Regions from separate parts of the Homo sapiens genome. Here regions 1, 3, 4, 5, 6 and 7 are each linked to region 2. The links are chromatin contacts, found by Hi-C or POLR2A ChIA-PET in ENCODE. All regions are on one chromosome and are shown on one strand. Each heading gives the region's core, a stretch centred on a gene start or an enhancer-like site at or near the end of the contact. The rest is flanking DNA. Distances are from core to core; before and after follow the strand shown.

The links. Hi-C counts contacts between places; a loop is a spot of excess contacts on that map. ChIA-PET counts read pairs that join two places held with the same protein, here RNA polymerase II (POLR2A). Pooled maps may share reads with other maps.
Region 1: a loop to region 2 is called in a map of GM12878, with 8 times the contacts of the local background. The contact joins the promoter of EHD1 here to the promoter of PCNX3 in region 2. A Hi-C loop is called at or near these places in 1 of 168 maps with a recorded cell type or tissue (GM12878) and 7 of 50 pooled maps. POLR2A ChIA-PET finds 5 or more read pairs at or near these places in 1 of 52 experiments (activated CD4-positive, alpha-beta T cell).
Region 3: a loop to region 2 is called in a pooled map, with 17 times the contacts of the local background. The contact joins the promoter of RASGRP2 here to the promoter of PCNX3 in region 2. A Hi-C loop is called at or near these places in 3 of 50 pooled maps. POLR2A ChIA-PET finds 5 or more read pairs at or near these places in 3 of 52 experiments (B cell, CD4-positive, alpha-beta T cell and activated T-cell).
Region 4: a map of naive thymus-derived CD4-positive, alpha-beta T cell shows a loop between it and region 2 (14-fold over the local background). The contact joins the promoter of YIF1A here to the promoter of PCNX3 in region 2. A Hi-C loop is called at or near these places in 1 of 168 maps with a recorded cell type or tissue (naive thymus-derived CD4-positive, alpha-beta T cell) and 8 of 50 pooled maps. POLR2A ChIA-PET finds 5 or more read pairs at or near these places in 1 of 52 experiments (activated T-cell).
Region 5: a loop to region 2 is called in a map of CD8-positive, alpha-beta T cell, with 14 times the contacts of the local background. The contact joins the promoter of ATG2A here to the promoter of PCNX3 in region 2. A Hi-C loop is called at or near these places in 3 of 168 maps with a recorded cell type or tissue (CD8-positive, alpha-beta T cell and thyroid gland), 2 of 37 single-sample maps with no recorded cell type and 17 of 50 pooled maps. POLR2A ChIA-PET finds 5 or more read pairs at or near these places in 1 of 52 experiments (CD4-positive, alpha-beta memory T cell).
Region 6: a loop to region 2 is called in a pooled map, with 5 times the contacts of the local background. The contact joins the enhancer-like site here to the promoter of PCNX3 in region 2. A Hi-C loop is called at or near these places in 1 of 37 single-sample maps with no recorded cell type and 4 of 50 pooled maps. POLR2A ChIA-PET finds 5 or more read pairs at or near these places in 1 of 52 experiments (activated CD4-positive, alpha-beta T cell).
Region 7: a pooled map shows a loop between it and region 2 (32-fold over the local background). The contact joins the promoter of SF1 here to the promoter of PCNX3 in region 2. A Hi-C loop is called at or near these places in 2 of 37 single-sample maps with no recorded cell type and 10 of 50 pooled maps. POLR2A ChIA-PET finds 5 or more read pairs at or near these places in 1 of 52 experiments (CD4-positive, alpha-beta T cell).

The regions. Positions count from the first base shown.
Region 1 is chr11:64,877,217-64,879,916 of GRCh38, reverse strand. It overlaps EHD1 (EH domain containing 1), which reads left to right and starts at 1,296. Exons shown (of 5, transcript NM_006795.4): 1 at 1,296-1,856. The coding sequence starts at 1,453. MIR10392 (microRNA 10392) reads left to right here and starts at 1,308; the gene lies at 1,308-1,394. RefSeq lists silencers at 910-1,469, 1,490-1,539, 2,390-2,459 and enhancers at 2,620-2,700, 2,383-2,700.
Region 2 is chr11:65,614,470-65,617,169 of GRCh38, reverse strand. It overlaps PCNX3 (pecanex 3), which reads right to left and starts at 1,394. Exons shown (of 35, transcript NM_032223.4): 1 at 706-1,394; 2 at 159-346. The coding sequence starts at 858. RefSeq lists a silencer at 900-1,149 and enhancers at 1,280-1,329, 1,340-1,489, 1,770-1,859, 1,920-1,969, 1,852-2,700 and 1 more.
Region 3 is chr11:64,742,888-64,745,587 of GRCh38, reverse strand. RASGRP2 (RAS guanyl releasing protein 2) reads left to right here and starts at 1,446. Exons shown (of 17, transcript NM_001098671.2): 1 at 1,446-1,585; 2 at 2,651-2,700. RefSeq lists silencers at 330-529, 780-889, 1,880-1,929, 2,090-2,139, 2,450-2,700.
Region 4 is chr11:66,287,698-66,290,397 of GRCh38, reverse strand. It overlaps YIF1A (Yip1 interacting factor homolog A, membrane trafficking protein), which reads left to right and starts at 1,255. Exons shown (of 8, transcript NM_020470.3): 1 at 1,255-1,443; 2 at 2,106-2,317; 3 at 2,482-2,586. The coding sequence starts at 1,413. RefSeq lists enhancers at 939-1,078, 946-1,240 and a silencer at 1,179-1,638.
Region 5 is chr11:64,915,879-64,918,578 of GRCh38, reverse strand. ATG2A (autophagy related 2A) reads left to right here and starts at 1,370. Exons shown (of 41, transcript NM_015104.3): 1 at 1,370-1,614. The coding sequence starts at 1,444. It also overlaps a transcript of PPP2R5B not described here. RefSeq lists an enhancer at 969-1,098 and a silencer at 1,149-1,458.
Region 6 is chr11:64,857,406-64,860,105 of GRCh38, reverse strand. It overlaps EHD1 (EH domain containing 1), which reads left to right. Exons shown (of 5, transcript NM_006795.4): 3 at 1-182. Among named protein-coding and RNA genes, the nearest start is that of CDC42BPG, 14 kb to the right of the region's middle. RefSeq lists an enhancer at 1,090-1,159. Within about 2 kb of position 1,330, at least 20 of the 41 ENCODE cell types and tissues checked have a DNase peak (open chromatin) inside an H3K27ac peak, as active enhancers do.
Region 7 is chr11:64,777,265-64,779,964 of GRCh38, reverse strand. SF1 (splicing factor 1) reads left to right here and starts at 1,423. Exons shown (of 13, transcript NM_004630.4): 1 at 1,423-1,603. The coding sequence starts at 1,573. RefSeq lists enhancers at 959-1,068, 1,045-1,646 and silencers at 1,309-1,708, 1,969-2,278.

The DNA of each region.
Region 1 (2,700 bases), core at 47-2,546, 740 kb after region 2:
CTTAGCCTACCAGCCCAAGTTATCCCCTGATACAGGCCCCTAGCCCTCCAGGCTTCCACATCTCCCAGAAGCGAGGAAGTTGGACCTGAGGCTTTCAAAGTCGCAGGTTCAATTCAGATCTCTTTAAGAGCCCCCAGGGTCCTGCTACCACAGGTTGGTGTCTTGATACTGGTTACATAACAATCAGTCCCCAAAGCTCTGACATCACCCACTGAAGATTCTCACCAGCCTGGACAGCCAAAGGGGTCTGTGTGTGGCCGGGGAGGATGGCGGGGGAGTGAGCCCCATGGAACAGCCAGGAACTGGTAAGGGGAGGTAGGGCACAGATCCCAGTAAATGATGGTAAATGGTGGTGACCCCGAGAGGAAAGTGGAAGTATTTGGGTTTTTAAACTTCCCCCTAAATTCCCACAAGATTTCATTGTTGCCCCCACACTTCCCCTCTTCCCCACATAGGGAATTTCCGATTTCACTTCCCAATACGCAAGTGGCCAGAGAGCCTCAACTTCCTCCTCATGCCCTCCCTGCCTTGCCCCAGCTATAGCCTTTGTGGGGAAGCCTTCTCTTCTCCCGCGCGAGTCCGGTGTCACCCATGTCCTCCCTCGCTTGCGTCCCTCTCCCATTCCCACCCCGTCGGCCTGAGGGGAGGTCAGGCCTCTCGCTGCCCATTTTTCTTTCCCCAGTCACCAGCCCGCCCCGGATTCTCTACTCCCTCAGCTTGCTCTGCTACCACTTTCCTGTCTCTCCCTCTCCCAAAGCAGATAAAAGATGAGGGGACAAAGACAGTGTGTGTCTGGGAAGCTGGGCTGAGAGGAGGAGGTGCCGCCGCCTGGGGGTACTCCGATGCTTCCGGGGATTCCGAGCCAGCTGGAGGACCGCACGTGGCGAACGGCGGGCGCGGCGCGTAGTCAGGGAACCAGGGTGCCTGACTGGGTGTCTCGTGGAGCCATCCCGCGGGGGTGTGGGGGGGCCACGGTGCCGGAAGGCGCGCGGCCCAGAGGCCGTCTCCGCCGAACGCCCGCTCCTCGCCTTCCTAACCGCAGCACTTTCGCGAGCCTCCCTACGAGGGGCGGGGCGAAACAGGTGCGGTTGCCACGGCACCCGGACCACAGCCTCGCGAGATTTGGAATCAGCCAATGGGGGCGGGGTAGGGGAAGACGTGGCACCAGTCGGAGGGGCGGGGCTGGGAGGGGCTCCTCCCTACCGCCCCCAATTCCGCCCTGCCCCCGCCGCGGCGGCGCTAGCCGCCACTGAGGGACCGACCCTATAAAGGCCGCTCCGCGAGGGGTGCGCAGCATTCGGCAGAGGGCGCTTCGACGGGCTGGGCTGTGCGCCTGCGCAGTGTGGGTCGCTCCCGATTCCCTGCCCCGGCCGGCCCCGCCTCGGCTCCGCACCCTCGCCCCGCTCTCAGCCGCCGCTCTGCCCCGCAGCAGCCAGCCCCGTGTCCGGCAGTATGTTCAGCTGGGTCAGCAAGGATGCCCGCCGCAAGAAGGAGCCGGAGCTCTTCCAGACGGTGGCTGAGGGGCTGCGGCAGCTGTACGCGCAGAAGCTGCTACCCCTGGAGGAGCACTACCGCTTCCACGAGTTCCACTCGCCCGCGCTGGAGGACGCTGACTTCGACAACAAGCCTATGGTGCTCCTCGTGGGGCAGTACAGCACGGGCAAGACCACCTTCATCCGACACCTGATCGAGCAGGACTTCCCGGGGATGCGCATCGGGCCCGAGCCCACCACCGACTCCTTCATCGCCGTCATGCACGGCCCCACTGAGGGCGTGGTGCCGGGCAACGCGCTCGTGGTGGACCCGCGGCGCCCCTTCCGCAAGCTCAACGCGTTTGGCAACGCTTTCCTCAACAGGTACCCACCCATCACTCCAGGGGGCGGGGGGCGCGTCCGGGGCACACCCCTCACTCGGAGCCTGACCCTCCCGTGGCTGTCGCCCCGCCGTCCTTTGTCTCCGAGGCCCCAGTGAGACCCTCAGTGACCACTCCCTGGTCCAAGGGCCCTGCCCCTTCCCAGAGTAAACCCACTGGGGGTCTAAGAGTGGGCGTTGTCGGCTCCCCCAGCTTCTGTCCTCCCCAGAATCTTCCAGGGTAACCACCAAGCCCTCCTGCAGATCCCAGCCCCACTCCCCTCAGCAGCAGGGCCGCAGTAGGAAGCTGAGCCATTCCTGCGCTCCTTTTCTTGGTCTCCACCTCCGTCCCGCAGGCTGGATGCACCTAATTCACGGAAATCAACCCTCCCCTCCCTGTCTTCTTAAGTGTCAATAGCAAAACACAATGAAACTTTTAGCCATTCCCTTCTCTGGTGCGGTGTGGGTCTGCTCTGCCTCCCCTGGGACGGTGGTTTTGTGTAGGAGGGAGGAGGAGGATCGGCTGTGGCTTGCTGACTTTGGGGCAGCCCCTTGGAGGCAGGGGACAGTTGAGGTTCGAACACTTCTCCCAATGGCAGCTCTCAAGAGGTCAGTGCTGCCCTGAGGGGTTTCAGGAAGCAGGATGAGGTGGTGGCAGTGGGAGCCCTGCAATGAGATTCTGGCCCTAAGCCCTTCTGTGCACTGAGGGACAGAATCTGAGGTTCCTTCACCCACTTGGACCTCACTTTTCCAGTTAAGTGGCCTCTGCACGCGAGGAGAGTGAGCTCCAGGACTCTGCCTGTCTCAGTGCTGTGAATGAAACACAGTGCTCCCGCCCCTCAAGGAGTG
Region 2 (2,700 bases), core at 145-2,644:
TTTTTCAGAAGTCACTTTACAATTCCAGGGCTAACACAGGACAAGTGTTCACAATCACTCAGAGAGCCAATGTTCCCTAAGCCCCTACTCCACCCTGCAAGGTTCCGGCCCAGGCACCAAAAACCCTCAATCCCCAGCACAGCCCCTACCCCACCCACCTGGGTGGATTGCTGTCCCCCTGGGCAGGCTCTTCCTCCAGCTCCCCCATGGTAGAGCTGCGCTTCTCCACGATCTCGCCCTGGTCAAACATGGCATGAAGCCGATAATTGACAGTCTTGATAGTAGCAAAGATGACAGCCACCACGAGGCAGTACACGCCGGCCACCATCAAGCTGGGAGGCAGGACCTGAAGATGAAAGTAAGCCAGGTCCCTTTTCACAAAGCCTCGCCCCCACAGGATGTACCTGCCATCAACATCATAGCTGGGATTCACAGACTCACAAGAAAATTTCATCACCTCTCCACACAACCAGTACACAGACCTCGACAAAGGGCTCTGTATTCTGCTTAGCTGGATGAGATTAAGTGTAGGGTTCAAGGTCACTCGATCCAAGAAAGGAAGACTTTGGCCCCTCTTCCACACAGACCCAAACTCTGCAGTGATTCCTCTCTCTCCACGTCCCAGAGCCCAGGGCACTGCCCTGAATCCCTGCCAGGCTGCCCTCCCTCTCCCGGCTGGAGTTACAGGTGGCCGTGGCGTCTCACCATGTACAGTAAGAAGGGAAAGATGAGCAGGAAGATCCAGACATAGAGGTGGAAGCAGTTGGAGAAGGTGCTCTGGTGCGGGTCGAAGAACCAACCGCCGGTGAGCGAGGCCCACACCCCCTGGCGCAGGATCTGCAACACCTGCGACCCCATGGCCCCGCCGCTGCTGCCCGCGCCCCCCCTCCCGGGACCCTCATGGGGGCGGCCCCCGGCCCATGCCCCGTCTGGCGCCTGAGGGCCCCGGGGCCCGGCCTCACGCTCACGCCATGGCCTCCCCCAGCGGGGGAGGGGGGCTCGGCCGCGCGAGGGTGCGAGCAGGGGGCGGGGCCGGCCGGGACAGTCAGTGGTGCAAGGCCCGGACGCGGGGGTGGGGCTGCATCAGGGGCGGGGTCCGGGTCCCCACTCCTGGCCCAGAATTGCTCCGAGGGGCCGAGCCGGCAGGCAGGCGCGGGGCACGGGCCGGGTACCCGTCGGCGGCATCCAGAGGTGGTCGTGGGGTGGGTGCTCCCGGGGTGCAGGCGACAGCTCCCTAGTCTCCGGACCAGGGAGAACCCCAGGATCTGGGGTCCACTTTCGGGGTCGCAGGTCACTTGCTTGGGGCTCCGCGCTCGCCCGGCTTCTGCTGGTGCCGGCCTAAGGAGGAGGCCGGAAGAAGGAGCCGCGAACCGCCAGCCTGCAGTGGCGCATGCGCCCAACGATTCCAATTGGGACCCGGAAAAGGAAAACTTGACGGCATGAATGCGCAAGCGCAGAAAGGTGATGGCGCGGTAGGACGCGAGGGGTGCCCTTTGGGCGTGCGCAGACTCCAGGACTAAAGCAAGTTCGAGCGTAAAAGCGTTTGGGCGCATGCGTAGACCCAGGCGTTGCCAACCCAGGGTAGACGACTGGGCGGAACCAAAGAGACAGTTGAGTAGCCATTGGGTAACGGCAAAGTAATTGGCGCACAGCTCTTCCAATGAGTTACAGGAGGCGGGGAAAAGGTGGAGGCGTGGACTCCCCTAGTAGCAGCGAGAGTTCTGCACTACCGAAGCACGCCCCTCTCGGCCCGCCCCCTTTAATGCTGGACCTCGTACGTCACGACCGATTTCGCTCCCAGCGGCGTCTACTTCCGGGTCAGAGCTCAGACCTAGGGTGTAGAGAACAACCTTCCGTAACAGGCAGGAATAGTCGAAATAGGATAGCGTCGTCTTTCTTAAAGTGACAGGCTCAAAGCAATTGGGGCAGCCCTATCCAGAAGTTGTGAGGGCGACTCAGCTATTCTGAATCCAATCCTGGGCAAAGTTCTGGACAAGTCTCAGGTTTCTGCCAATGGGGAAGGGATATGAAGAAGCGGATTGTTTCCCAGGTGAGGAGAAGAAGAGAGCCTTAGGCAATCCACTCCAAGAGCTTGAGGTGCAGCCAGTTCCGTCTGTCCTCCAGTCTTCCCCACCCCATCCAACTAGCTCTACGAGGCAGAGCTTTCTCGTCCTCATATCATATATGAAAAGAATGGCCGGGCGCGGTGGCTCACGCCTGTAATCCCAACACTTTGGGAGGCCGAGGCGGGAGGATCACGAGGTCAGGGGTTTGAGACCAGCATGGCCAACATGGTGAAACCCGTCTCCACTAAAAATACAAAAATTAGCCGGCCGTGGTGCCACGCGCCGGTAGTCCCAGCTACTCGGGAGGCTGAGGCAGGAGAATCTCTTGAACCCGGGAGGCGGAGGTTGCAGTGAGCTTAGACTGCGCCATTGCATACCAGCCTGGGCGACAGAGCAAGACTCCGTCTCAAAAGAAGAAAAAAGAAAGAAAATAATGAGGCTCAGAATCGATGGATCGCACAGTCCCACAACTTCGCAGCCAAGACCAGACTCGGGTTCACCCCCTTCCCAAGTGTGGTTCTGTAACCCCGTTTTGCTGCCGCCGATGCGGATGCAGAGGGCAGAGATGGCCCATCCTTAGCAGAGACCAACCTCCACCCTAGGCAGCAGAGCACGCAGCTGGGGGCTTTTCTTT
Region 3 (2,700 bases), core at 197-2,696, 870 kb after region 2:
ACCGCCACATGCGGCTGCCCCTTTCCATTCGACCCTGTGGGGAGCCAGGCTTCCGGGGCCCCGTTCCTCCTGTGTGAACTGGGCCCCCCGCCCCCATTCCCAGACATCAAGGCCGCGTCTCCAGATAGCCACGATTTCATTCCTCGCTCCCCACAGGTCCCTCTCCCCAAAATATTCCCATCTTGTCCTAGCCCATCCCCCAGACTATCTCAAGGACCAGCTGTCCCCACGCCCCCGACCTCCACTAGGCCTGTGCCACCCGCTGCCTGCAGGAAGACGCCCGGTCCCGGGCCGGGTTAGCCCCATGGGAACGGTTTGTCTCGAAAACAGGAACCCGAGCTGGGGGCTGGGCGGGGCGCCCCTTCCCCACCGCAGTCCGCTTCCTGCCCCTCCCGGCTTCCTCCGCCCGACACCCAGGCAGGGCGGGGGGCACTGGGGCGTCCGCGGTTGGGGGAGGGGCTCTTCGTTTCGGTCCCCCCTCCGCGTCCCGGGCGGCGGGGCCTCCGGTCGCCCGCCCTCGGGGCAGCTAGTGGCGCAGCCCCCCGCCCGCGGCCCTGGCCTCCCGGGCGGCGCGGCAGGGGAGGGGTTAAGCTGCCGCAGGGACCGCCGCGTGCGGGGCGAGAGGGAGCCCCCGGTGGGGGTGGCGCAGCCGGCGGTGCGGAGCTCCGCGCAGGGGCGGAGGGGGGAGGGGGCAGCCTGGCGCGGGGGCGGGGGCGGGGCGGCGGGGAGCGGGGCCGCGGCGTGGAGAGCGGGCGGGAGCCGCAGCCGCAGCGAGGCCGGCGGGCGGGAGCGCACGGAGGTGGGGTCGGCCAGGCCGGTGCGGGCTCCTTGCGGCAGGTCCCAAGAGTGAGTGGGCGAGCGCGGGCGGGGCGCCAGGCGAAGGAGGGCGCGGCCCCCAGCGACTCCCCCCCCGCCCAGGGCGGCGCGGGCGGGCTGGGGGCGGCGAGCGGGTGGGGAGTCTGCGGCCCGGGTCTGGGAGAGGGGGCAGCGGCCACGAGAGCTAAGGCGCGCTGGATCCCCGGAGGGCGGAGGACCTCCACGGTGCACCCAGCTTTTCCCAGCCACCTTCCAGCGGGGCCCTCCCCCGCGTACCCCCATTTGGCAGATGAGAAAATTGAGGCTCCCAGAGGCCAAGTGATTCTCAAGGTCACACGAGGAAGCGGTAGAGCCAGGCGGGGACGGCTCTGGGTGGCTCTTAGGAAAAGTCCGCCTGAGAACTCCGTACAGGAGCTCCCCTGTCCTCCAGCCTGGGGGAGTGAGTATGTGTAGGGCCGGGGTACCTTTCCGTGGGGCAAGGCTCTGCCAAAATCTGGGAGTGAGGGGAGTCAGGGAGCTGGGGCCGCAGGGCGGGCCCTGCACCGCAAATGGGAGGGGGGCGACGGAATGGGCGTGCGCACCCATGGGGGTGTGTGCATGTGTGTGGGAGTGTACATGCGTGGAGAGGCACTGCCTTGCGTGTGTGCACACGTGTGAGGATGTCAGCGCCTGTGTGGCCGCGGGACTCAAGGCTGGCCTGGCTCAAGTGAACAGCACGTCCAGGAGGCGACCTCGTCCGCGGGTTTGCATTCTGGGGTGGACGAGCTGGGTATGTGTGCCTGAGGGTTTCTTCGTGCAGGTGTGCACAGGGTGTGGGTGCCATTGTGTGTGAGAGACGGAGGATGGGAGGCCGGTGCCTGTGGCCCGGTGCGTGTAAGTGCGGACGCCTGCACCTCCACTTAGGTCCCCGGCCTCCGACGAATAACTTGGGTGTGGAGTGTTTGCCCCTGCCAGGGTGCGTATGACCCCGCCAGTGACCGGAGTTGCTAATGGTGTCATGCACCCACCGGCCACCCTTGGCGCGAGCGCCCCCCTCTGGACACCCTGCTCCGTGCGCGCTCACAGTTCGCCTGTGCGGGGCCGGGGCCAGGGTCAGGAGCCGGGGATAGGGAGGAAGAGGGCCTGTGGACAAGCTGAGCCGGGACCCCTGGGACCTTTGCGGAGGTGGCCTGGGAGCGCTCAGTTCCCAGGCTCAGGCTTCCCGCTGACGCCTCCTGGCCGCAGCGGGCTCCCCCCGCCCCAGGAATGTTCCTCTCCCATCCAGTCCGCCTCCCCTAGGGCAGGCCCCCTGGGGGCTGCCGCAGCCCCGCCTCGCCTTCCTGGGCTCCCGGGAGGGGGCGAGGCGGGCAGGACGCCTGGGTTCTCTCCCCCCACCTCCCATACCAGGGAGAAATTCCTCCGAGGTCCCCTCAGGCTCTGGGTTCCCAAAATAACCCTGCGGGGGAAGGGAGGCTGTGGAGGGAGGGAAGCGGGAGGGGCGCAGAGCCGAGCTGCGGGGTGCTGCAGGTGCCTCTGGGGAGAGGGCGCGAGGAGAAGGCGCCCTGCGGGGGGCTGGGCGCCAGCCAGTCCTGGGATCTTGGTTCGTCCCCATCCTCGTGAAGCCCCTCGGCCTTCCCGCGACTCCGAGGGTGGGCCGGAAGCCTCTCTGCGGGTCCGTTTCCCAACTGGCGGGTTGCACCATCCCGGGCCAGACCGTTTAACCCCGGGAGTGGCCGCGGGGGACAACTCCGCCCCTGTCCAGCAGGGGGCGTGCCCGCCCCGCCCCGTTTCTGCCCGCGGGGCCGCTCCCCCGCCCGCGACTCCGCAGACTCCCGCTCTGCCTCTCCCGGGACAGGGGTTCGGTCCGAGCCCGGTGGGAGGCTCCCGGAGCGCAGCCTGGGCCCA
Region 4 (2,700 bases), core at 6-2,505, 670 kb before region 2:
CCCTCTGAGAGGCACGAGATGAACTAACTCTTAAAGATAACTAGGCTTATGGACAAGTGGATATGAGGGGGAAGGGCATCCCAGGTGGAGGGGACCTCTGGGCAATGGCACTGCAATCAGACCACGTGGGCTGAGTTTGGGGAGCAGGAAGGTCATCTGGTGTAACTGGATACCTGGTAGCTAATTAGAGAGGTCGCAGAGAACCTGCTCATGCTCTCTAGAAAGCGGTGGCTGAAGGTCTGTGAGAGGGAGGCCCCTGAAGACTGTCTCCGCGGGGTTGGGAGTGATCAGAACCTGGGTGGAGAGAAAGGAACCCCCGGGACTACAAGTGAGGCTTAGGGGCCTCACTTCAAGAAGACCACAGGCCCGGCGATGACTCAGGAGTTTAGGCTGCAGCTTCAGGACGCAAATCAGCACACCTCTGCCCCCAAATCTGCTGGACTACGGGAGAGTCTATGGGACAGGCCCGGGGCAGGATCCTGCCCCACCTATACCACCCAATCTCTCAGACTTCGGATCCTCTGGGCCCCAGTTTTGCAGTATGCGTGTATGTGTGCGTGCGGCCACGCGCTCGCTAGGAGCGTGTGGTTCGAGACCCCAAATCTTCCCATACGCAGGCCCCCGGGAGTCTACAGGATGGCGGCTGAGGCGGGAGGACATTTTCAGCACCGGACGACGGACAGCACCCGCGCGGAGAAGAGGAGTGGGAGGCGGGTGGAGTCAGCATCCTGGGGCTTGCTTGGCAGCTCTGTCACTGATAGGTCCGGCCTCCCACCACCACCTCCGGGTCTGCCGGGGCTCCGTTCCAAGATTGGGTGAAGTGTAGGTGACGGGGGAGGAAAACAAGCCCAGAGAGGGAGAAACAGGCGCCCCGAAGGGCAGGGCTTGGTTGGAACTCGACCGCCCCGTTCCCTCCTGGAGTACGTCCCACCAAGGAAGCTTTGCTCCTGACTCCGGCTGCAGGTTACCTCTCGACTCCCTGGTGTAGTCGTGGCAGGGTGCGTCAAGTGCCTCACCGCGCAGGCGCGCAAATAATTCTCGCCCACCTTCTTTCTTAACTCTTCTATTGGCTGTTCCCACCGTGAACTGGCAAGCCCGTGATCCAATCCCAGGCACCGCAAGTCGCTCCGCCTGTCCCTCACCCGGATGTTGCCTTCTGCCGAATCCGCTCAGGCCAGAGCTCGTCAGTGGCCAATTGGGAGAGGGGAGGGGCGAGCCGGCGCCGCCGAAGAGCCAATGGCAGGCGCGGGGGATGACGCCACGGACATGGTGGCCGAGACCGGCGGGGTGGGGGACGTGTCGCGCGGCCGGGTGGCCTCGGTCGGTACCCTGGGCGCGGAGCAGCTGCCTCATTAGTATTCGTACCCACGAGGCGGCGCAGCGGGCCCTCGGGGACAGCGAGCGTCGCGGCCATGGCTTATCACTCGGGCTACGGAGCCCACGGTGCGTGGGGCGCGGGCGGGGCGCGGCGCGGCCGGCGGGGGGAGAGTCGGCGGCGTGGCCCGCTCACCCCGAGGGAGATAGCGACTGGGACCGCCGCCCAGGGCGGGGGTGTCACTCGGGTTCCTGCCCCTCGTAACACTCCAACACGTCCCGGACTTCGCCCTCTCGGCCCAGTCCTGGGAATCCCATGCCGGAGTCGGGCAAAAACGGGGTCCGCCTCCTCCTCCAGAAACTCCTTTGACTGTTGTGAACCTGATGAGGTCCCTGATCACTGTCCAGGGCCTCCAGGTAGCCAGCTGTCGCCTCTCCCAGCTTTGTTCACGGAAGGATGCCCTCCCAGTTATTTTCACCTAGCACACTTCTACTCACTGTGGCTCAGTTCAGAGGTCACTTCCAGTGAGAGGCCTTCAGAAACCCCAAGTGGGCAACCAGTTCTAGGCGCTGCCTCAGCTCTTTCTTTGCCTACATTTAGCAACGGATTTCTCGCAAAGGATCCCTCATCACAGTTTTTTCTCAGTTAGCTCCCCCTCACCCAGCTTGGGGTCCCCTCACTGATCGGTGCCTCCAGGACCCGTGCAGGGCTGTCCAGCCAGGGAAGGGGCGGTGGTTTGGGCTCATGCTTGGTATTTCTGTCATCTACTCTGATACCTCCAAACCCACAGGCTCCAAGCACAGGGCCCGGGCAGCCCCGGATCCCCCTCCCCTCTTCGATGACACAAGCGGTGGTTATTCCAGCCAGCCCGGGGGATACCCAGCCACAGGAGCAGACGTGGCCTTCAGTGTCAACCACTTGCTTGGGGACCCAATGGCCAATGTGGCTATGGCCTATGGCAGCTCCATCGCATCCCATGGGAAGGACATGGTGCACAAGGAGGTGTGGCCTGCCCCCGGGGCACGGGTGGCAGAATTTTTGGCTAGGGCTGGGGCATCATGGGATTCCACCCGATTCCTCACAGTGCCCTCAGGGATGGAGCACACAGAGGGGCACCCTGAGGCCTGGGGTGCGGCTTGCCCACAGCTTCCTCTCTCCCCTCCCAGCTGCACCGTTTTGTGTCTGTGAGCAAACTCAAGTATTTTTTTGCTGTGGACACAGCCTACGTGGCCAAGAAGCTAGGGCTGCTGGTCTTCCCCTACACACACCAGGTGAGCTTCCTACCAAGGGAGCTGGTGGGCCTTCCTCATTCTGCCCGAGTCTGGCCCCCAGACCTCAACCCCCTTCTCTCCTCTTTTCTCTTCTTCCCCTCCTGATGTGGCCGC
Region 5 (2,700 bases), core at 121-2,620, 700 kb after region 2:
CAGGCTGATCACCTAAGGTCAGGAGTTCGAGACCAGCCTGCCCAACACGGTAATTAGCTGGGTGCGGTGGTGCATGCCTGTAATCCCAGCTACTCTGGGAGGCCAAGGCAGCAGAATCATTTGAACCCAGGAGGCAGAGGTTGCAGTGAGCCAAGATTGTGCCACTGCACTCCAGCCTAGGTGACAGAGAGAGTCTGTCTCAAAAAGAAAAGAAAAGAAACATAATTACCTATGGCTGTTCCTGAAGTCGCCCATGATGTAAGAGGTTTTGTGTGGCTGCCCCCTACAGAGCAGCGGTTGGCAAACTTTTTCTGTGAAGGGCCAGAAAATAAATATTTTAGGCTTTGCAGGCCTCTGTCTCAAGTACTGAATTCTGCTCTTGTAGCAAGAAAGCAGCCCGGGGCAGAACTTAAGCAAATGAGCAAGACTGTGTGACACTAAAACGTTATGTATAAACACTGGAATGTGAATTTCATATGATTTTTCACATGCCATGAAAAGTTCATTCTTCTTTTGATTTTTCCCCTAACCATTTAAAAGACATAAAAACCATACTTAGCTCAAAGGCCGTACAAAAACAATGCCCCCCTGCTTAAAGGAGGCAGAATCCATTCTTTGATTTTAGGACTAGAGATATGAAAAGCTATTATTATTTCAGAGAGGTGCCTAAGGCCTGACCGACGGCAGAGAGAAGGGAGGGTCAGTTAATCTCCCTCTGAGCATTCCGGGGTGAGGAGGGGAAAAAAGACCTTCCTTGGTGATGGATTCAGAGCCCTTATTTATTTTTGTTTGTTTTTGAGGCAGGGTCTTTCTCGTATCTTAATCTGTTTTCTTACCTGTAAAGCGGTGGCAATAATCCCTACCTTGAGCGATTATTAAGAGGGCTCAATGAGATAAAGGATGGTAAAAGATTTTGCAAAATGCGAATGTTTACTCACTTAATTGTTTCCACAGATGCGCGCTTAAGATCGCGCACTGAGTTTACTCCTCTGGGGAAGGCTTCTACGAAGTTTGATGGGACACTGTCCCTTTAAATCCTCCCCAACCACTTAAAGTGGTTGGACGAATCAGCACATGCGCATTCCTTTGAGGGGCCGGCACCTGGAGCAACAGCCTTCCCAGAGCCTGTAGAGGGGAGGTTAAAGGTCCTCCCACACAGTACTTTACGCAAGCGTAAATCATGATTGAGAGCCCTATATCATGCAGAGAGCCCAGTCCCTTTTTCGCGCCCGAAGGCTCCGCCCCGCGCAGCCAATCAGTAGGCCTCGCCCTTTGCAATAGCCAATGACAGTGAGCGTAGGGGGCGTGGCTGGGCGTCCGGAGGCGCGGCCTGGCGCCTAGAGAAGCGGCGGGGCGAGCCGGGGGCTCTAGTGAACAGCGGAGCCGGACGGGGATCGCCGGCGGGCGGCAAGCGGAGGCGGCCCAGGCCCGGCGGTCTCCGAGATGTCACGATGGCTGTGGCCATGGTCAAACTGTGTGAAAGAGCGGGTCTGCCGCTACTTGCTGCACCACTACTTAGGTCACTTCTTCCAAGAGCACCTCAGCCTGGACCAGCTCAGCCTCGATCTGTACAAGGGCAGCGTTGCCCTGCGAGACATCCACCTGGAAATCTGGGTGAGGAGCCAGGCCCGAGTCCAGGAAGGTGCGGAGGGTGGGAGCGCAGCGACCTGAGGCTCCCTGCGGCAGGATCGGGCTGGGGGATCAGGCACCGGGCGTAGAGAGGCCAGGGGAATCTTGCCCTCTCCAGGCGTCAGAGGCACCCCGGCTGGCCTCTTCAGTTCCTTACCAGAGCCAGAAACTGAGCGGGAAGGGGTTTCTGTCTCCACGGGAGGAGAAACTGAGGCTGGAGAGGGCAAGATCACCTGTCTGGAGAATGCAAGACAAACTCGTCGAGTTTGGGGGCTGAGTTAAGGAGGTTGGCTCTCGGGCTGAGGAGGGGCTGGGGAGGGAGCGTAGGAACTGAGCTGGGCCAGGGCAGTGACAGACTTGGGCCTGCGCAGCTGGTGGGGGAAGCTGGTAGGGGTCCGGAGCCCTGGCGAGGACACCTGTGGATCATGTGCCCTGACCTCTTGACCCCACGGTCCTGAGCCCGTAGGTGGGATCAACAAACCACCGGATGTGTATGTCAACAACCGCGTCAGTACGTCAGTACCAGTGTTGATCAACACCTCGTGTGCCTGGGTCGCTGCCTACTTCCTGCTTTTGGGAGAGTGGGATGGGCCAAGTGGGTGTCTAGGGAGGGACTGGATGGCCCCCACCTACATCTCCCACCGACCCCCCCGGCTCAGTGTCCCTGCCTGGAGGGAGGCCCTGGAGGAAAGGTGGGGAGATCTGGCTTCAAGCCGGGAGGAGGCCAAGGGAGATGCTAGGGAGGCCAAGAGGTGTAAGGTCAGAGGCTTGAGGCTGGGAACGGTGAGGAGCCCTGACTCACAGCTCAGCTGACCTGGGGAGCTTTGAAGGAGCCACCAATTAGAGGCGCGTCCTGGTCGATCCACCAGGTCCAGAGCAGCAGGGGTGGGCATGGAGGCAGGGACTTCTCAGTTTTGTGGCTGGACTCAGGGGGCTGCTAATCTGGGCAGAAGAGCTAGGCTTTGGGGGTAGGCCAGGCCCTGGTGAGCAAATGTGGGGTAGGATAATCGTGGGCCCTGAACTGGGGGCACCCCCCAGTGGCCTGCTGTCTGTGAATTCTGGTGTAGGAAG
Region 6 (2,700 bases), core at 81-2,580, 760 kb after region 2:
ACACCCCCGAGGTGGTCAGGGTCTACATCGGCTCCTTCTGGTCCCACCCGCTCCTCATCCCCGACAACCGCAAGCTCTTTGAGGCCGAGGAGCAGGACCTCTTCAAGGACATCCAGTCACTGCCCCGAAACGCCGCCCTCAGGAAGCTCAATGACCTGATCAAGCGGGCACGGCTGGCCAAGGTAGACCCTGGGGTGAGGGGAGCAGCCTATTGCCAGGCAGGGCCATGGGGCTCTGAGACTGGCACTCAGGGCCCCAGGATTGCCCGAGACCCTTCCCAGCTCACTTCACAGGCAGACCTGCACTGCGCTGTTTCCCTCTATAGAAACCAGTCTTTGGTCAGCACCCGCGTGCAGCCTGCTCTTAACTAAGATTCTCTACCCGGCCTCCCTCTAAACCTGTTCTGTTTGTGGTTTATACCCCATCTACTTTCAGGAAGGGTTTGACTGTGCTTACAACACAGAAACAGCACACAGGAAGTTACCGCTGAAGCAAAGGAGGCAGCCTCAGAAATGGAGTGTTGGGGGATAGAGCTCTAAGGCTTGTTGGCTTCCCTCTAGGGTTTTTTGTTTTTGTTTTTGTTTTTGAAGCGGAGACTCGCTCTGTTGCCCAAGCTGGAGTGCAGTGGCATGATCTCGGCTCATAGCAACCTCCACCTCCCAGGTTCAAATGATTCTCCTACCTCAGCCTCCCGAGTAGCTGGGATCACAGGCACGCACCACTATGCCCAGCTGATTTTTGTATTTTTATTAGAGACAGGGTTTCACCATGTTGGCCAGGCTGGTCTCAAACTCCTGATCTCAGGTGATCTGCCCACCTCAGCCTCCCAGAGTGCTGGGATTACCCCTCTGGGGTTTACTGAGCCTGAAGTGCACTCAGCACAGTGCTGGATGCCGGGTACTGGCGGGGAGTGACACACAGCCCCTGTCCACTCCTCAGCCTTCATGGGGAAAGCAGAGCACGCAAACAAAAAATAAACATCAGTTATTTGTGTCGTCTCGGAGCGAGCACAGGCTGCTGCGGGAGCTGGCGCTAGGGGCTGTCCCAGTGGAGTAGAAGGGCTGGGGGGGCCTGGCAGGAGCTGAAGCTTAAGCTGTGACAGGAAGCAGCTCGTGAGGAGACAGGGTGCCAGCCTGCAGCCCGGGGAGCACTGTGCATGGAAGCCAAGGTCACGCTGAGGCAGTGTCAGTTCAGCAGGCCTTGCAGACCATCCTTAGGTCTCCTGGCAGCCCAGGCCTGGTGGCACCTATCAGCAGCCTCTGAATGGCCAAAGGGTTTGGAATCTCAGTGGCTGACCAAGTACTTGAGTGAGAGCCGGTGTGGGTGGGGCCAGGAAACAAAGGTTAATGCCACCAGCGGGCCCTTCCAACACAGAATGACAGAACACATGCCCTTGGCGTGTCTGACTTTGGATAGCACCCTATCGTGAGCCAGCCTAGACGAGTCACCATGAGTGACAGTCCCGGCTGTGGTTGGGGTTGACCCCGTGGACAGGAGTGTTTGACACAGATTGTCTGAACAGCTGAGAAGTGACCAAGCCCACATTTGTATCAGCAGGGCACCTAGCTATTCTTTCAGGCTCTTAGCACAGGGCTCGGTTGTTTCAGAAATAGGCTCCAGCCAGGCATGGTGGCTCATCCTGTAATTCCAGCACTTTGGGAGGCCAAGGTGGGTGGGCGCATCACCTGAGGTCAGGAGTTCGAGACCAGCCTGGCCAACATGGCAAAACCCCATCTCTACTAAAAAAAATACAAAAATTAGCCGGGCGTGGTGGTGCGTGCCTGTAATCCCAGCTACTTGGGAGGCTGAGACAGGAGAATCACTTGAACCCAGGAGGGAGAGGTTGCAGTGAGCTGAGATCACACCACTGCACTCCATCCCAGGTGGCAGAGCAAGACTCTGTCTCAAAAAAAAAGAAAAGAAATAGGCTCTGGCCAGGCATGGTGGCTCACGCCTGTAATCCCAGCACTTTGGGAGGCCAAAGCAGGAGGATCCCTTAAGGCCAGGAGTTAGAGACCAGCCTGAGCAACCTAGTGAGACCCTGTCTCTATTTAATTTAAAAAAAAAAAAAAAAAAAAAGGCCCTTGCCGTAGCTCCTATCTCCAGGCCAGCCAGGCCGGAGCGTGGCTGGGGAACTGTCCTGCCTGCCAAGCCAGGCCCTTTGGTGATACGTCCCCAGTTCTTCAACAGAGCAGGGTGCTTGCCCCCACCTCATGGCATGCAGGGGGTACCAGGGTAGACATCATGTGGGCATGAAGGCTTCAGTGACAGATGTGCCTGTGGCCAGGGTCACAGTCCCCTGATCTCCAGAATATAACTGAGGACTGAGGATGGGCACTTCCTGGGGAGCCCATGTCCCTGCCTGCTCAGAGGCATGGAGACTGCAGGCGTTGAGCACAGTGGCCCTCGTACCCACTCTGTCTGGAGGCCAGTCAGAGGGCATGTGGGTGCTACCTGGTCTGAGCAGTGAGAACTGACCCTTCATCCTTTGCCACCACTGTCCTCCCATTGTGCCCCAAGTACCCTGGGCCCCACCTCACCCTGTAGATGAGGAATTCTCATTCTGGCCTGAACCTCCGTGAGCTGTGTGCACGGGCGTGGGTCAGATGCCGGCTCTGGAGGACAGAGGGCTGCGTGTTTTTCTTATTTTTAATTTTATTATTTTATTTTTTGATTTTTTTGGAGATGGAGTTTCACTCT
Region 7 (2,700 bases), core at 174-2,673, 840 kb after region 2:
CGCTCGGCTAATTTTTGTACTTTTAGTAGAGACGGGGGTTTCACCGTGTTGGTCAGGTTGGTCTCGAACTCCTGACCTCAGGTGATCCCCCCGCCTTGGCCTCCCAGTGCCTTGGCACTGGCCTATTGTGTTTTATATACTATGTTTGTCATCTGGAAAGGCAAGCTCCTGCTCCGTCTTGTAAAGTTTTCCCAGTACTGTAGTAGTTATTTTTATTTTTATTTTTGACAGTCTCGCTCTGTCACCCAGGCTGAAGTGCAGTGGCCCCATCTCGGCTCACTGCAACCTCCGCCTCCCGGGTTCAAGCGATTCTCTTGCCTCATCCTCCTGGGAAGCTGGGATTGCAGGAGTGCACCACTACACCCAACTAATTTTTGTATTTTTCGTAGAGACGGGGTTTCGCCATGTTGGTCAGGCTGGTCTCGACCTTCTGACCTTGTGATTCGCCCGCCTCGGCCTGTCAAAGTGCTGGGATTACAGGCGTGAGCCACCGCGCCCGGCCGTAGTTATTGTTTTATACGATTTTAAGATCATTTAATTAAATCCTCTGAACTCCGTGGAGATTCCAATAGAAGTGTGTATTTGTAATTTTTGAACTGACAACCTTCTGTTACCTTTCATCTAATATGTTGTTGCATCAGTTCAAATACTGTTTTAAATCCTTCGATAAGTCGTCTCTATTCGTAGCTTTTTGGGTCACTTTTTTTTTTTTTTTTTTTTTCCAAAAAAACAGGAAGTCTTTTTACCTGCAGCGTCAACTGAGCCGGTTTTCCGGCGCGCGCCAGCCCCTCCCCTGCTCCCGCCCCAAGGTTCTGCGTTACCATGGGAACAAAGGTTGACGTCACTTAGGGCTTCCTTGCTGGACCCAAGGGTCGATGGTGAAGGGAGACGGGTGGAGAGGCGGTTTTGCTCCATCTACGCATGCGCACTTCCTGCTCCAGGACTCCCCCGCCGTAAATCTCGTTCCGGCTGGGCCTTTTCCGCCGCGACTCTCGCTTAATCCCGGAGAAACTGCCCCCTGGGGGAGGGGAGTAGAAAAAGGCTGGAACCAGCGACAGCCAATCCCGCGACACTACAACGCAGGCGAGATTGATTGAGTCCACCACCGCAGCCAATGAGAGAGCTCGCCGTCGCTCCGTCATAGAGTTCGCCCCACCCCATCCCCTCCTTTCTGGACTCGGAGCTCAGTTCACGCAGTAACAAATGAAGTGCGCGCTGCGACACCTCCCAGCCCACCGAACTCCGCCGCCATTTCCTCGCTTGGCCTAACGGTTCGGCCAATCCCAGCGCGCATCAAGAAGGACTGAGGCTCCGCCAATCGGAGGCCGCCGATTTCGACCCTTCGCCTCGGCCCGGCCCAATCCAGGCCCCGGCCCCGCCGCCCCCGGCCCGCCCCCGCGGTGCCCTCTCTCCTCCCTCTTTGTGCGTCTCGCGCCGCCGCCGCCCGCCGCGTGAGAGGACGGGCTCCGCGCGCTCCGGCAGCGCATTCGGGTCCCCTCCCCCCGGGAGGCTTGCGAAGGAGAAGCCGCCGCAGAGGAAAAGCAGGTGCCGGTGCCTGTCCCCGGGGGCGCCATGGCGACCGGAGCGAACGCCACGCCGTTGGGTAAGCTGGGCCCCCCCGGGCTGCCCCCGCTCCCCGGGCCCAAAGGAGGCTTCGAGCCGGGCCCTCCGCCTGCACCCGGGCCTGGGGCGGGGCTGCTGGCTCCCGGGCCGCCGCCGCCCCCGCCCGTGGGCTCGATGGGGGCCCTGACCGCGGCCTTCCCCTTCGCGGCGCTGCCTCCGCCGCCTCCGCCGCCGCCCCCTCCGCCTCCCCAGCAGCCGCCGCCGCCTCCACCGCCACCGTCCCCCGGCGCCTCGTACCCGCCGCCGCAGCCGCCCCCTCCGCCGCCGCTCTACCAGCGCGTGTCGCCGCCGCAGCCGCCGCCACCCCAGCCGCCGCGTAAGGACCAGCAGCCGGGCCCGGCCGGCGGCGGAGGAGGTGAGTCGGGCCGAGAGAGCGCGAGAGGCGTCGCGCGGACGGGCCCGGCCGCCTGAGGGGCGCGCGGCGGCGGCGACGGCGGCTGCACGCGGCAGGGGCGCGCGTGCGCGCACGGGGAGGCCCGGGCGGAGGCGCCCCTGGGCGCGCGCGGCCTGGTTCTAGGGCCTCGAGTGCGCACGCGCGCTGTGGGGGGAGGGCTGGGCGGGCGGGAGGCGCTCTGTGCGCAGACGCAGTGAGGTGGCCGGGCTGTGCGGCGCAACTGTATAGACTGGGGGCCCACTATTGCTGTCCAGTCCGCTGGTGTCGGGAACAGGGGTGGCGGGTGTTCAGCGCTGGACGGGGTGCTAGCTGTGAATGCCAGCAGGGCGTGAAAGCCTCACCTGATGACGTGCAGCGACTCCCTTCTGGTCTTGAGGAACCAGAATGGGAACCGTACCAAGGATAGCTCCTCTGCTTCTACAGCAAGGCAGGGTTTTCATCCGGGAGAGGTTGGCATGCTTCAGATGATGGTTGGGTCTGATCTTTCTTGGTCTCTTTTGGGGAGAGAATTTTAGTTTGTTTTTTTTTTTAAATCTGTTCAGTATGTTTAGATCTCAGTCTGATCGGCTGCCCTGTCGCTTTGTTTTAAAAAGCTTTTCCCTCTGATCCTGTACCCCTTGGGAAATAGAAGGACTCTTTTGTGGCAAATGTAGGGAGTTTCTGCCTATGTACGGGGAAAGGAG